Linked DNA regions of Mus musculus: region 1 is linked to region 2. Evidence: chromatin contacts called from ENCODE Hi-C or POLR2A ChIA-PET data. All regions are on one chromosome and are shown on one strand. Each heading gives the region's core, a stretch centred on a gene start or an enhancer-like site at or near the end of the contact. The rest is flanking DNA. Distances are from core to core; before and after follow the strand shown.

What was found. A loop is a pair of places that touch in the nucleus more often than their neighbours do. ChIA-PET counts read pairs that join two places held with the same protein, here RNA polymerase II (POLR2A).
Region 1: a loop to region 2 is called in a map of heart, with 2.3 times the contacts of the local background. The contact joins two enhancer-like sites. A Hi-C loop is called at or near these places in 4 of 37 maps with a recorded cell type or tissue (all heart). POLR2A ChIA-PET finds 5 or more read pairs at or near these places in 3 of 5 experiments (all embryonic stem cell).

Annotation. Positions count from the first base shown.
Region 1 is chr15:12,544,409-12,550,957 of GRCm38, reverse strand. All of the region lies in intron 3 of Pdzd2 (PDZ domain containing 2), which reads left to right. Among named protein-coding and RNA genes, the nearest start is that of Gm52211, 56 kb to the right of the region's middle. Within about 2 kb of position 4,899, at least 1 of the 3 ENCODE cell types and tissues checked has a DNase peak (open chromatin) inside an H3K27ac peak, as active enhancers do.
Region 2 is chr15:12,499,505-12,506,551 of GRCm38, reverse strand. All of the region lies in intron 3 of Pdzd2 (PDZ domain containing 2), which reads left to right. Among named protein-coding and RNA genes, the nearest start is that of Gm52211, 11 kb to the right of the region's middle. Within about 2 kb of position 4,209, at least 2 of the 3 ENCODE cell types and tissues checked have a DNase peak (open chromatin) inside an H3K27ac peak, as active enhancers do.

The DNA of each region.
Region 1 (6,549 bases), core at 3,650-6,149, 44 kb before region 2:
ATTTTGGTAATTACTTACCGTGTGCTCCTGGGCAGATTCTGTGAGTGGGCAGACTTCCAGCCCTGACTTGACATGGGCTGGCCTCTCCTATTCTCTAATTACCCATCCCAGTAGCAGTATTGGTACGGGGATTGCGGCCTTCCTCCATTATAATTAATCGCATCAAATTCCCAAAGATTTGTCCTTTGCGAAGCTCATTTTCTTTCGTGGGCTGCGGGATGTTCAGGAAGAGCTCGATAGCTTGAAGATAGAGGGTGAAGCGGAACTGTACAAGGTTTTGATACAAGTCCAAGGAGCTGGGAGGGTGTGTGCCTGTCGGTGCAAGTCCCAGGAGGGAGGCATAGGGCTGCAGTGAGCTGGTTTGTGCTGGCATTCCTGCATTTAACCCCGGGAGCTCACTCTATCCCTAGCTCTACTCCTACCTGGAGCACCAAGTTGGAGCCCTTCAGAGCCAGGTGAAACGTGTTTTGTTTGAGCAGAAGGTTCCTTAATGGTTTGAGGTTTGGCACAGCAAGAGCTTTTACGTTTCAACAAGTGTTAGGAATGGAAACATAGAACTAAAATACAATTGAAGTTTTGAAAAGCCATGGAATGATGGGGCGGGGCGGAGTGGAGGTCCCCTCAGCCTTCTCCTACTTTTAAAGAAAAGCAAACATTGTTTTCCTAAGCCTTCTTGCATTCTCATTAATTTAAGACAGGAAGCCTTCGGTGGGTGTGACATAAACAAGTTGGCCCTCGTGGGTCGGGCTTCCTCATCAGTTTGCAGCTGGAGAAATGGCTGAGCTGCCCAAGCCCATTCCGGCCTCTCGGGGGATGACTTGTTGACTGAGCCCTGCAGAAGGTGGGAGGGGCAGGCGAGCGGAGAAGGTATAAAGGAAATGCTTTAGCCGTGCAGTCACTGGCGATTGTAATTCAGGGGTGGTGAGTTTGGTTATTCCAACAGAAGGAATCTGATTTGGAGTTTCTGGAAAGTTCCCGGACATCCCGCCGGGTAGGATAGTTGTGATTTTAGTTGGGAGGGTGTGGTGGTTCATGCGCCCCCCACAAGAAGCCAGGCTTCTGCTGATGGTGAAGAGGAGCAGTCATGAAATGAATGATGTCAGGAGATGCAGCTTCTTAGCTTGTAGGAGAACTCCAGCCAGAGTGGGGGTATCTGGATGGTAAGGAGTGGGGGAGCGGTTAACCCCCTTTCACCGCAGGAAGCTCCCGCGCTCTAGATGTAAACAAAAGTGTCTGAAAGAGAAGCCCCAAACTCCGTGCAACCCTCCGGGCGCGGTTTCCTTTTCCCTGCAGAGGACGGGGTGAAGGGGAAAGGACTCTGGAATGCCGTGGAGTTTTGACAAGTGAGAGTCGGGCTAGGATTGCATTACAGCCTTTTCATAACCCCCTCCACCCGCCGAGCAGGGAGGGCTCCTCCCGCACATCCGTAGCCCGCGGAGAGGAGCATTGGAGAAGTCCTGCAGGAGCAGAGGCTTGGGACTGCAGGACAGCCCGGGGGACCTGGGGAGGGCAGTGTCCCCCGCAAAGCCTGCCTCGCCCCGCCTCGCCTCGCCCTGCCCTGTGCCGGGGGCTGCTAGCAGGTGCTCGGGCTAATGACAGGTCTCACTCAGCTCAGCTTCAACGGATTACCCGGAGGCCAGCTGCTCCTGTCCCCAAGGCTCCCGGAGGAGCTGAGGGAAGAGATCTGAGAGAAAGCTTCTAGAGGTGACTTCGAAACTGGAGGTAAGAATCTAACGGGGAAAAAAAAGAAAAAGAAAAAGCCCAGGCCTTTCGACCTGAGGTGCATACGGAGGCTGGATCTACCAATGTGAGAATTTAACCACAGCCTCCCAGAAATGAGCGGCTACCTGACAGCTTGTGACTTTCTATTTGGGGGTTTGCATGCCTGGGAAGTCAAAAAAAAAAAAAAAAGTGGTTTGTATTCACTGGGAGGAGCGATTTGGAACTGGTTTGTCAATAACTGGATGTAAAGAGGCAACCTGTGAGTGTCTCTGTGTGTCTATGTGTGTGTATTGCGGTGGAAGCAGTCCTTCGGTCCTTGGACCTTTCTCCTGGCTTTTGGTTAGCTTCTGGTTAGCTTTGTTAGCCAAAGGTTTCCTCTCCCAAAGGGAGAGTTTCGATGTTTCCACATACAAGGCTGTCATCTCCTCTGGGGATAGGTCTTTGCCCCAAATTACTAAACAGTGTGCTTGAACAACAACCCTATTCACTGATTATGCAAACTTTTTTGACTAGATTACCCAGAAGTTAAAAAAATAATAATAATGAAGAATGCTTAAAAAGAGGATAGTTTTGGTTTTTGTTTTTTTTTTTTTTTTTTTTTTTTTTTTAGTTTTTGGGATTTTTTGTTTTTTGTTTTTCTATTTTTTGGATGTTTGTCCCTCCTTCCTTCCTTCCTTCCTTCCTTTCTTTTTCTTTTTTCCTTCTTTCTTTCTTCCTTTTTGAATCAGGGACTCCCTCAGTATGTAGCCCAGGCTGCCCTTGGACTTGTGAACCTCCTACCTAAGTCTCCAGTTCTGGGTTATAGTTGTGAACTGTCTCTGGTCCTAGTTCAGTGGGTAGCTTAGAAGTAGAAAGAGTGAAGTGACTTCAAGTGACAAGAATAGAAAATGGAGAGAAGTGTTTCTTTTTTTTAAGGTTTATTTACATATTTTATGTATATGAGTGCTCTGTCTTCATGCACACCAGAAGAGAGCATCAGATTCCGCCACAGATGGTTGTGAGCCACCATGTGGGTGCTGGGAATTGAACTCAGGACCTCTGCAAAAGTAGCCAGGGCTCTTAACCATTGAGCCATCTCTCCAGCCCCAGAGAGAAAAGTTCCTGAGAATATAAACATCTTTTTTCTTTCTATAAACTAGGTCTAGCTGAATATGACAGGGAGCATAATCTATATAAAATACAGTGCTATAACTGTTTTTGCATAAACTCACGTTATAGGTGAATTTCAAAGTAACTTGGGATGCAAAATTCTCAGCTCTCCAGTAATACCTCCACTCTCTCTAGGAAGTACTGTGGGACCCCCCCCAGGTGACGTTCAGAGTTTTGTAGAAGGAGGCTCCCTTGGGTTCTATAGGAAAGAGTTAGCCAGGCAGTGGGGGGTACACACCTTTGATCCCAGTACTTGAGAGGCAGGTGGATCTCAGAGTTAGGGGCCAACCTGATCTACAGAGCAAGTTCCAGGACTACTCGGGCTACACAGAGAAACCTTGTCTTACTGCCCCTTCCTTCTCCCCCACACATACATTCCCCCTCCCCCCACCAAAAAAAAAAAAAAAAAAAAAAAAAGAGTTCCTAGACGGACCATAGCCAGAACCTGAAATAGGATACCAAAGAGTTGTTGAAGGGAGGTGGGGGTTCCCTGTTCCTCCTGTCTCCTGGGACGTGCTTTTCAGCCCTGCCTTTGCTGAGCTGTTATTTCTCCAGGGCCGTGGCCTGGCTCGTGGCCTGCCGCCTTCTTCAGTGGGTGCTCGGGGTGTTGGTTGGACTCTTCTGATTCTTGGGAAGCTTCGATTCTTATCCTGACATCCTATTGGAAGCCTGAGGTATCCTTCTTTATGGAAGCGCAGTCACAAATAATTTTAAGTCACCTATTGATTGGGACTGGGGGTCACCTTGGCTGGCCTCAAACTTGCTGTATAGGACCAGACTGGCTTCAGCCAAGTGCTGGTATTAAAGGCATACACCCACCATGCTCAGCCCAAGAGTCACTTATCTTTGTAAGACCTCTAACAAGAGACAGCAGTCATTCCCTTACCCCTCAGCAGCCCCAAGGGCAGCCATTTGAACATTGCCTATTCATTTTTCAATGGTTAAGTGCATCCTGCCCGGTGGATGGTGCTTACTGAGCCTACCCGTTCTGATTGCACTCAGGGTTTGCTATCGTCCAGCCAAGCTGGGTGCATCAAGCAGCAAGAGCCGCTTGCCAGCAGTTGTGATGAGGTAAAGAGGGGCAGGGATGTCTCAAGTTCAGGAGAAGGAGCTAAACCCTCAAAGACAGTCATCACAACTGTCCCTGTGTCACCGTACTGGGAACACGTTCTTCCTCTTGTTCATGGGACATCCTTTATCATCTGAGCCCCCCCCCCCCCAAGCCTTGCCTTTTATATTCTGTTCCATAAGTGCCCAAAACCATGCACATGACATCAGTGTCTTGAGAGCCTCCATGCCTGACTGACAGGTTGAACTAGGGTTGAACTTGGCTACAGCGGAAATCTCTTCCATTTGAATCAGGTAAAACACAAAACAAAACAATGATGCTCTTCCTACTCTCAGGGCCCTGCTCAGAGGTTAGCTTTTTAAATCTAAAAATCCCCTTCGTCTCTTCTGCATCACCATTAATTTGAAGGAAGTTTTTATGGACTGAATCATTAAACTCTTACCTATTCTATTACATTTCCTGTTTCCCTTTTAAAAGTTCTACTTCCTGGGAAATGTCCCCATCCTCTCCTCTGAGATGCTATATCCCAGTTATATGTCTGCCAGTCAGATCTCTAAATCCCAAGAGCTCCTTAGGGTTCTTATAAATTGTCTTATAATCTCCTGCTATTGTTTCAGGGATAAAAAGCATCTCTACTTTGCAGTCCTCAAGACTGTCTTTGAAGTCCCCCTCTCCTCCCTGTATTGTTTCTGTTTCCTCTGATTTCCCCCTGGCTGTTTGTTTTGATTTTTTTAATCTCTTCCATGGTAAAGGCTTTCCTAACCTGCTTGATGATCCTTGACCCATTCCTGAAAGGCTAATTGGAAAGTCTGAAACGGATAGGTTTCCTTTTTATGAAGGAGACCCAGGGCAGCATCTCTGAGCACGCAATGCCTGGCACACAGCACACTTTTCATATGTGTCTGCACAGCAACTGAATGGCAGAGGATCTTGCCAAGGCCAGGTGGCGGCCACTGGTCTTTGGTTTTGGTGTTTTGGTTTTGGATGGCGTTTTATTGAGCACACTTTTTTTTTTTTAATTTATTTAGTGGATACGGCAGTGACTGTTGAGTAACTTGCAAGTGCCTTCCAGGGCCTCCACTGAAGACTGACTGGCTGGTGATGTCAATGGAGAACTCCCATCAGCAGACGTAGTTTCCTCCCTGGGACAACTGCCCAGATGGAGACAAGCCTCTGTGGGAGGGGACTCTCTTGGAGTGAGATCCCGAAGGGCAATATGGGAAAGAAATGGGAAGCCATCACCTTTGCTCTTGGAGACCTTCTCTTTCCCGTTTAATTGGTGGTCCCCACCTACCAGCTACAACTGGCATGGCTCTGTCCAGAGCTGCTCTGACACAGCAGGGAAAAGAGGTAGCAGACTCCTGGCCTTCACCTGAAGTCTAGGACGAAAGGAGACAGTTTGGGGGGTCTGATGGCTTTATACACTGACACTCAGCCAGCCCACCTGCATTTGGGGAGTACCCTTGTCTAACTGACACGTGTCACTCTTAATTCCCAGGGCTCTCTGGGATGCTGAGGATGAAGGACTGTAAGTAGGCTTCCAGCCCCACCCCCACTGTACTAGGATCAGCTTGCCCTCATCTGGAAGTCAGGCACTTCTAGTTTATTACTGCTAGTTTATGTGTCTGTCAGCTTCCCAAAGCTTGCTGTAGTCACCGCTTCTCCTGGTTTGCTCCGTCTTAGTTCAGCTTGCTGCTGCCCCACCCCCTCAACATTTTGCAAACTTTTAAACATTCCTGAACTGTCAGCCAGTCTGTGTGTAGTCCCTGCCCAATTCTCCCAGCTTTGCCTGGAGATTTTCCTCAGTTCTTCCTCCCGTGTTTCTGCCCCAGTGCTACAGGGACCTGCTGGAGATAAACATGCTAGCAGGACACACTCTCCTGTTGGACCCAGCAGTAGTACCGCAAGGTGCCCAAGTGTCTGGATGGCTTGGTATTGGGCTTGAGCTGAGCAATTTGGAACTGATTTGTCAGTGACTGGATGGAGCTTGTTAAGTCCATTGTGCAAGAAGCTACTGCTCATGATGAGCATGGAGCAAAGGCTATTTCCAAGTATCTGATGCTCTCTGGCTTACACAGTTCCATGTTGGCGAATCGCAGCACAACCTGTTGTTGGCTTCTGTGAGACATGTTTGTGTTCATTTGTATTGTCAGTCTTTGCCTGCCGCCTGGTGAGTGGTGAAAAAAGGAAGCTGTGTGGACCTGGGAGTGCTTTTCCCTCAGGCACTCAGCCTCTTCTGTCAGGCACCTCATTCTACAACCCAGAGTCAGATGAAGGAAAGGACACCCTGGGCGATGAGGAGGAAGGGCATGGAAGTTTTAGAAAGGGTTTGCTTGTTTCTTAGAGAAACATACAGGACAGCTCTCTTTTGTCTTCTTGCACATGCTGCTATCTGGAAACACTGGTCTCTAGGATCCAACCTTCACAAGGCCGTTGTAGAGAGCAGGAAAGCTTGCCCAGAGCCCTGCCCTCTCCTCACCTCCAACTCAATTTAAGTCATTTTTGAGTCAAGATTTGGTATCATTTGTCACCAAAGTGATCCAGGTAGAGACTTATTCGGGCATCATCCCCTTATCTCTGAAAGGCATCAGGGAAACCGCAGACGGGCT
Region 2 (7,047 bases), core at 2,960-5,459:
TCTGACTGGAGTTTAGAGCTTATGTAGTATTAGAAATAAAGCCATCATCAGGATTTCAATTTGCATTTTCTGGGTGCCTTCAAATCTCGATTTACCCCCCCCCCCCGCCCCAAGGGCTTGCAATATGTGTATTAATTTTCCTTCAGGGTCCATTTAGCAGCAACAGTCTGCAGGCTCATTTGCATTTTAATTGGGTCATTCTCCATCCCTCCTCCCCCCACCTTGGAGCTTCTCTGTGCTGCTGAGAACTGGAGACAGATGTTGTCGCTGCATCTGGGTGACTGGAATGTCAATGTCCATTCAGTGGCTACCTACCAAACCACGTGACCCCTGAATTAAAAAGCTGAGGGAATTCCCAGTTCAAGTGTCATATGTCCAAACAGCCCCACCACAGTAGAAACTGTTTTGTTTTGTTTTGTTTTTAATTAAAATTTATAACAGTAAGACTTTATTGTGTGGTCCTTCCCTCACCCCTTCCTCTTTACACAAGGTTCTTGCTTTGAAAAGGAAAATTCACAAAAAGGGGGCTCATGTCTCAGGGGACAGCTATAAGACTTTGGAAGGACCGACTGAATCGTGAGAGAGGCAGATGGGGGGGGGGGGGGTAGATGCCATTTTCCCAGACAGTGATTTAGCCGCGGTCCCGTTGAAATCAAGGCTGCACCATGACTTGACGACTTCCTATTCACAGAGTTGACACAGAAAGCTGGTGAGGCAAGCCAGAATTCAGGCTAGCGGCCTCAGTGATTCTGACATTACGGTGCTTGTAGGAAGTTAGGGCAGCATGAAATATTTATGATGGGCCTGGTGGGAATTGGCGGACCTGGAGGTTGAGAGCCGTAGAATATAGGGCATGCAGATGGCCTGGAGTGGCAAATACTTACCTCGTTGTCCCTAAGAGTCTGCATTTCATGGAGAATTGCTGTTTTCTTTTAGAAGCTCTGGTAGGGATGTCCACTCTGCAGCCCACGACCACACATCCCCGGGACACATGTACCCAGGATAGGATATGAATGTGGCCCAATACAAAATGGTAAACATGGGCACAGTTCCGCTTCTCTTTTGGTGATTCTTCTTTGTGGGTCTCAGTTGGAACTTTGCAGATGACAAGACTTTGTTGTGGTGTTAAAAGGTTAGACACACTTGATTGGGGGAGCATTATCAAGACCCTTTTCTTTACAAATCAATAAATAAAAGACTGAATTGGTGTTGGGTGTTTGTAGAACTCTGCGGTGATACCTGCGTTCTGGGAAAACATGTCTTGTTTAAATTTACCGATTTTTAATTGGCGTCACTGCCAAGTTACTTATATAAGTGTGCAGATAAGTGCAGGTATCAGAGGTTAGCCCTGATTGCTCAACACCTTCTATCTTGAGGCACAGCCTCTCGCTAAACCTAACCTGCTTGTTCTGGGGATTTCCTTTCTCCACTGTCTGCATGCTCGGGATATAAGCAGGCCACCATACCCACCTGGTTCTTCATATGGGTTCTGGGGCTCCGATCTCTGGTCTTCACGCGTGTACAGTAAGCCCTCCACCCTCTGAGCCTTCTTCCTAGCCCCACAGATAGGTTCTGACTGCTAGATAGGAGCCTGCCAGTGTACAGACGAGTTAGTGGGGACTTGGGCCTTCTCAGAGCTGGCCCCGTCTATTTTGTCTTGAGGGAAAGCAACTTTTCACAGTGCCCCTGTAGACCGTAGCTTTGTTCGTATACTCCTAAACACAGCTGTTGGGTTTTGGTTTGTAGGATAGGCCTTATTATGTCTACCGGGCTTCCAGGCTGGCCTCTGATTTACTACGTAGCTGAGGATGGTTTTGAACTTCAATCATCCTGAAGTGCTGGGTTTTCAGGTGTGCACCGCCACACCCAGTGTATTCAGTGCTGAGGGGTTGAACTCTCGCTGAGTGAACGCTCCACCAACTAAGCTATGCCCCTAGCCCAGCCAGCCCTCTTTTCTTCAAGGAATGTTTGTTGGAGGTTGGTTTACAGGGGCTGTGATGATCAGAACATATGTCGGGGAGCTATGGAAAAACAAATGTGGGGTCTGGGGCCTCATGCATTCCCTTTGATGGTTCCGGAACTCCACAGACTGGATCCCAGTAACTGGAGCTTCTCCTGTGGGAGTTTACGCATCTGTGTGTCCATGTGTATCTGTTTGTCTGTCTTGCCTGCCTATCATTGCTTTTGCCTTGGGAGGTTTTCAGGTGTAGAATCCTGGTTTGTACACTAGAAGGCCTGAATCGTTTGTCCTAGAGCAGCAGGATGCTGTATCGGTCTATATGGGGGCTGTGGAGCAGTACCGTGACTTTAGGTGTTACTCAGAGATAGGCGGCCATGTGCAGCGACTTGCTTCTCTGTGTCGCCTACCATGGTATAATAACACTGTCTTATCAGTCCTGGGAGAACGCCTTTGCGAGTCCTCAGTCAGATGAAGAGGCCCAACTTCTCCTCCCACTGGGTCCTCAATTGCCTTAGAGCCTGAGCTGAGTGTGCACACCTGTTTTTCCTTGTGTTGCCTCATACCCTGGGGGCGCAGGCTGTCCCAGCTCAGCAATCATGGCCATGTGAGCTAGGTGTGGTGGTGTTTGCCTTCTGAGACCTTGGGATGTCTTAAGCCAGCTACGTCTATTTTTAGACTGGGCTTGTTGTGATGAGAAGAGGGTCACTTTTGCAAGACTGTGACCTGAACGCGCTCAGTTGTTTTCCTGAGGGCTCCCTTGGGTATTGGTGGACTAAATATTTCATTCAGCTGGGTGGTGGCGGCAGTGCGTGCCTTTAATGACAGTGCTCTGGAAATGGAGGCAGGTGGATCTCTGTGAGTTCAAGGCTGGAGTAGTCTACCGATCGAGTACCAGGGTAGTCCAGGGTTATAAGGAGATCTCCTTATAGGGGAAAAAAAAAGTTAAAAGTTTGTGTCCAGGGGTTTGAGGAACAGAGGGGCTGCAGGCTTGTTGTGGTCAGCTTATGGGAGTGGGAAATAGATTTGAGCCTCTTATCAGAGTGTCTATCAGAATTCGCAGACGGCTCTGTGTGAATTGGCACCCGTAGCAGATGTGGTCTCATTTGTGTGTTTGTAAACTCCATGGAATTGTGGCAGATATGGGTGCCACGCGCTAGCAAGGGTTCGAAGGCACTGGTGAAGCCTGGTGCCAACACTCGGATGGGGAGGGGGGCACCGCAGCCTCTGTGGAAAGTAGAGGCTACCAGGTGGAGGTGGCAAGGGAAACTGGGGTCCAAACACTAGGTAGCCATAGTCAGGATCTCTTAGGATCCAGGGAAACCCTCAGGGCCGCAGGACTGGAGTAGGTGTGTGTGTGTGTGTGATTGTGCCTGGCGCCAGCCAGGTAGAGCATATTATAAACCCATGGCTGCTAGGAGTTAGGGAAGACAGGAAATAACATCGCTCACACTGGAGAACATACAGAAAGACAAGAGAAATGGCAGAAAGTTTTCTTAAGAGCTTAGAGTAGAGGTGCCCAGGAGGGAGGGGCGGGAGGTCCTTAGAGGAAAGGAAGGAAAGGAAAGGCAGCCTTGAGCAGAATGTGTCACTAATACACTCAGGTGGAAATGCCAGCCTCCCGTGGTTATCTGGGTGAGAAGCAAAGGAAGTCGAGACACAGAGAGAAGCGTCTGATGTCATGGGCGGCATTCTGGATGCTTTAGAATTCTTCCTCCTATATTACAGCTGGCGTGTACAATGACACCCATGCTTCTCTGGTACTTAGAGGTGGTGGATGCGTAAATGCCTACATGTATGTATGCATGCTCACCACGTGTGTGTGCCGGCGCCCTCAGAGGCCCCGGAACTGGCCTTAAAAGTAATTGTGAACTGTCCAGTATTGGGAATCAAACCCAGGTCCTCTACGAGAGCGACAGGTGCTCCTAGCCACTGAGGTACCGTTTCACCCCCAGCTTGTTAAGTAGAAGCAAACTCTGCCAGCTGGGGCTTCTGTTCTTAATTTTACAGCCACTTTATTCTTTACACCTTTTTTTCCTCTTTGCCTTCATCAGTAAAAGAGGAAACAGGACCTGGTTCATTTTTCTCCTGAGAAGGAAGACGCAGCTCTCTTCCAGCCCAGCTATTGATGATGGACTGACCCAGGAGGTGATTAGATGCCTCTCTGTGCAACTCTGGGCGAGTGTTTCATGTCTCTCTTCCGGGGAAATCCCGGGTGATGTGTGATTCTGTTCCGCCCTCGTCAAGTACCCAGTGGCCTGATTAGAGCTGGCAGCCCCTCTGGGAACTGCTCAACACTGACTTCTGAGTCCTTTAACACTGCTACGCACTCAAAGTTCCGTTTCTTTCCCTGTTGTCGCTTTCAATTAAGCCGGGAACTTCTGGAGCCAGGAGAGCCATGTGTAGTCTGGCTAGTGATGTCCACACTCTGGAATGGCAGAGAGGAGACTGAGATGTGGACAGTCCGCACCACTATAGCGTCACTTGATCAGTGCACACCCTGTGACCACGACCATGTTATTACAGTACTGAAGCCAGGCTTGGCAAATACACTGTCCTCTGTCTCAGAAGGCTTCATAGTTACTAATAAGCAGAGGTTCCTACAATTCCTTGTAGTCATTTGGTAAAGCTCACTTTTTTTTTCTAGAGAAGTTACAGTCAAGGTAAAATAAAGCATCAAGTGCATATTTTTAATAAATGCCCTTCCTTAACGCTGCTGACCCCTCCTACGTTCCTTAACGCTTCTGACTGCTCCTTCCCAAACAAGCCCGCCCCCCCCCCAGAGTTATTTGCCTCCTATTACATTTGCAATGAATGCCTCCAGCGCTGATAACTGCTGAAGGCCCACATATTTCTTTGGTTGGTATTTTGTTGCTTTTTGAGACAGTGTTGCTATGTAGCTTCCGCTGGCCTTGCATTCATGGTCTTGCCCAGGCTGCTACTGAGCCTGGTCCTTCGGGGTCAGCTTCAAGAATGGCTGGCATTGCAGTGGTGCCCCACCATACCTGGGTACCCACTTTCTTAGTTGATTACAAACCAGAGTGGCCTGATCCTAGTGCCCACCCTTCTCCCAAGGATTAGGAATACCAGCAGGTTCAGGTCTTGGCAGCCTTTAATTGCCTGAATTTGTATTGTTTCTGGGCAGCAGGCACACTACTCGGCCCTTTGTTTTCTAGCTACTTTAGATAAGGTTTAAGACCTGGAAGTCACTCTCGACTCATTCCCATGAGAAATCGCCTCCATTTCTTTCTAGCAATTCTTCTTGTGGGAAGGAAGGGGGAGAAACAAAAACCTGATTGTTTGGAGGCCCCGGGAAAGAGGTTTACGTACACGACCCAACTTCCTCAGCAGCATCAGAAGGCTGCAGGTTTGTGAGTCAAGTTCCCACAACCAGAGACGCATCTGTGATGCTAGGGGATTCTTCCTGGTAAAGGCGATAAGTACCTGGAAAGTAGAGCTTTGAGCTCAAACAAGTCACTGAGTGGTAGTGGCTTTCGAGAGATTTCTTCCAAGAGCTTCCTCCACCCTTCTCCACTTGAGGAAGAAACACTCTGATACCTTTTGATCATAATGAAGCTGTGGTAAACTCAGAAAGCTGAATTAGCATGAGATCAGGAAAACTGCAGGCTGCATGTGGCTTCTGCTGCCTCTGTTGGGCGTGTGGAAGACAATAGCAGAGGGCGCAGAGAGGGAAGGGCTGAGTAGCCACAGAAACAAGTTCCTGTTTTAATTCACAGAGGTTTCTCACATATTTACCACACAGAGAAACAACGGTGCAGCAGGGAAACAAGGTGTGCAGCAGAGTCACATGGGAGAGGGACCTTTGTTAAATACGGGCTCTGCCCAAGTTTCCAGTGATGTTGTCCCTTTCTGCTGCCTACCACTAACCATGTGGTGTGTCAGCCCTCTACCCCACCTCCACATGCTTCACTTAGGAGCCCAGGTAGAATACCAGGTGTATCTTTGTTGGGACAGGGTTGGGTGGATTAGGGCCTAAGGACTATCTACTCTTCAGAAGTTAGACTTGTTTCTACCCCAAGAGATGAGTCCTGTTCAGCCATGTCTGAAGGAAGCATGCCTATCTTCGTGACTGGGCCTTGAGTCTGAGAAACCACCTGAAAGATGACAAATAGCCCTGAGGACAGTTGTCCTTGTTGAGGACCCAGGATCACGGGTCACCATGTATTTCTTGTTCACTTGCCATCTCTGTGCCTAGTGTGACCCTTGCCACCTTCTCCCGTGTTCACTCTGCCAGCTCCTTGGATGAAGAGAGGAGACTAAGGATGGGGGCTGGGGGCGGGGGAAGCTGAGCCTGAGGTACGCCTGAGGGATGGGGACTAGCAGGGTGGGATGGGGCTTTTTTGTGTATAGTTGGGCGTTTAAACCAAGTACCCCATGCTAAAGGAAGAAGTCAAACAACAGAGGAGGGTATGGGAGAACATATTCCGTTCTCAAAGTGCTTGTTCCAGGAATATTAATAAATGCAGTACAAATAAGCAGGGGTGGGGACTCCATAAAAGGGGGTTTGGACACAGCAGATTATGGAAGAGCCAGTTAACAGCACTCTCTAAACGTATTTTTTTGGAGTCTTCCTTGCATAGAGCATCTCACTCAAATGATATTTTATAGAATCTATTTTTAGAAAAACTAGATTAAGATCATTAGAAAAACAAGAAAGAGCCCTTAAGAAGGAAATTGAAAATGACAGCAAAGCGAAGCCTGTGAGATGGCTCAGTGCTCGGCGACTGGAAGCGCTGGCCACTAAACCTGTTGACCTGAGTTCAATCCTGGGAACCCATGTAAAGGTGAAAGGAGAAAACTGAATCCACAAAGCTGTCCTCTGCCTGAATAAACGCTCCATGGTGTGTGCATGGCCAGGTACACATTACACAGCCTCCCACGTGTGCTTACCAGCGCGTGTGCGCACACACACACTAAAATTAATTTTTATAAAGCAGACGATGTGTTTTGTTCTATTTTCTCATTTCCTTATTAGACATTAGGAGCATGCAGGGTCCAGAGGGAAATAGAAGGAATGTTGCTCTAGTATTGTTCCAGCCTTATCATTGGAATGAGTGCCAGGTGGCCCG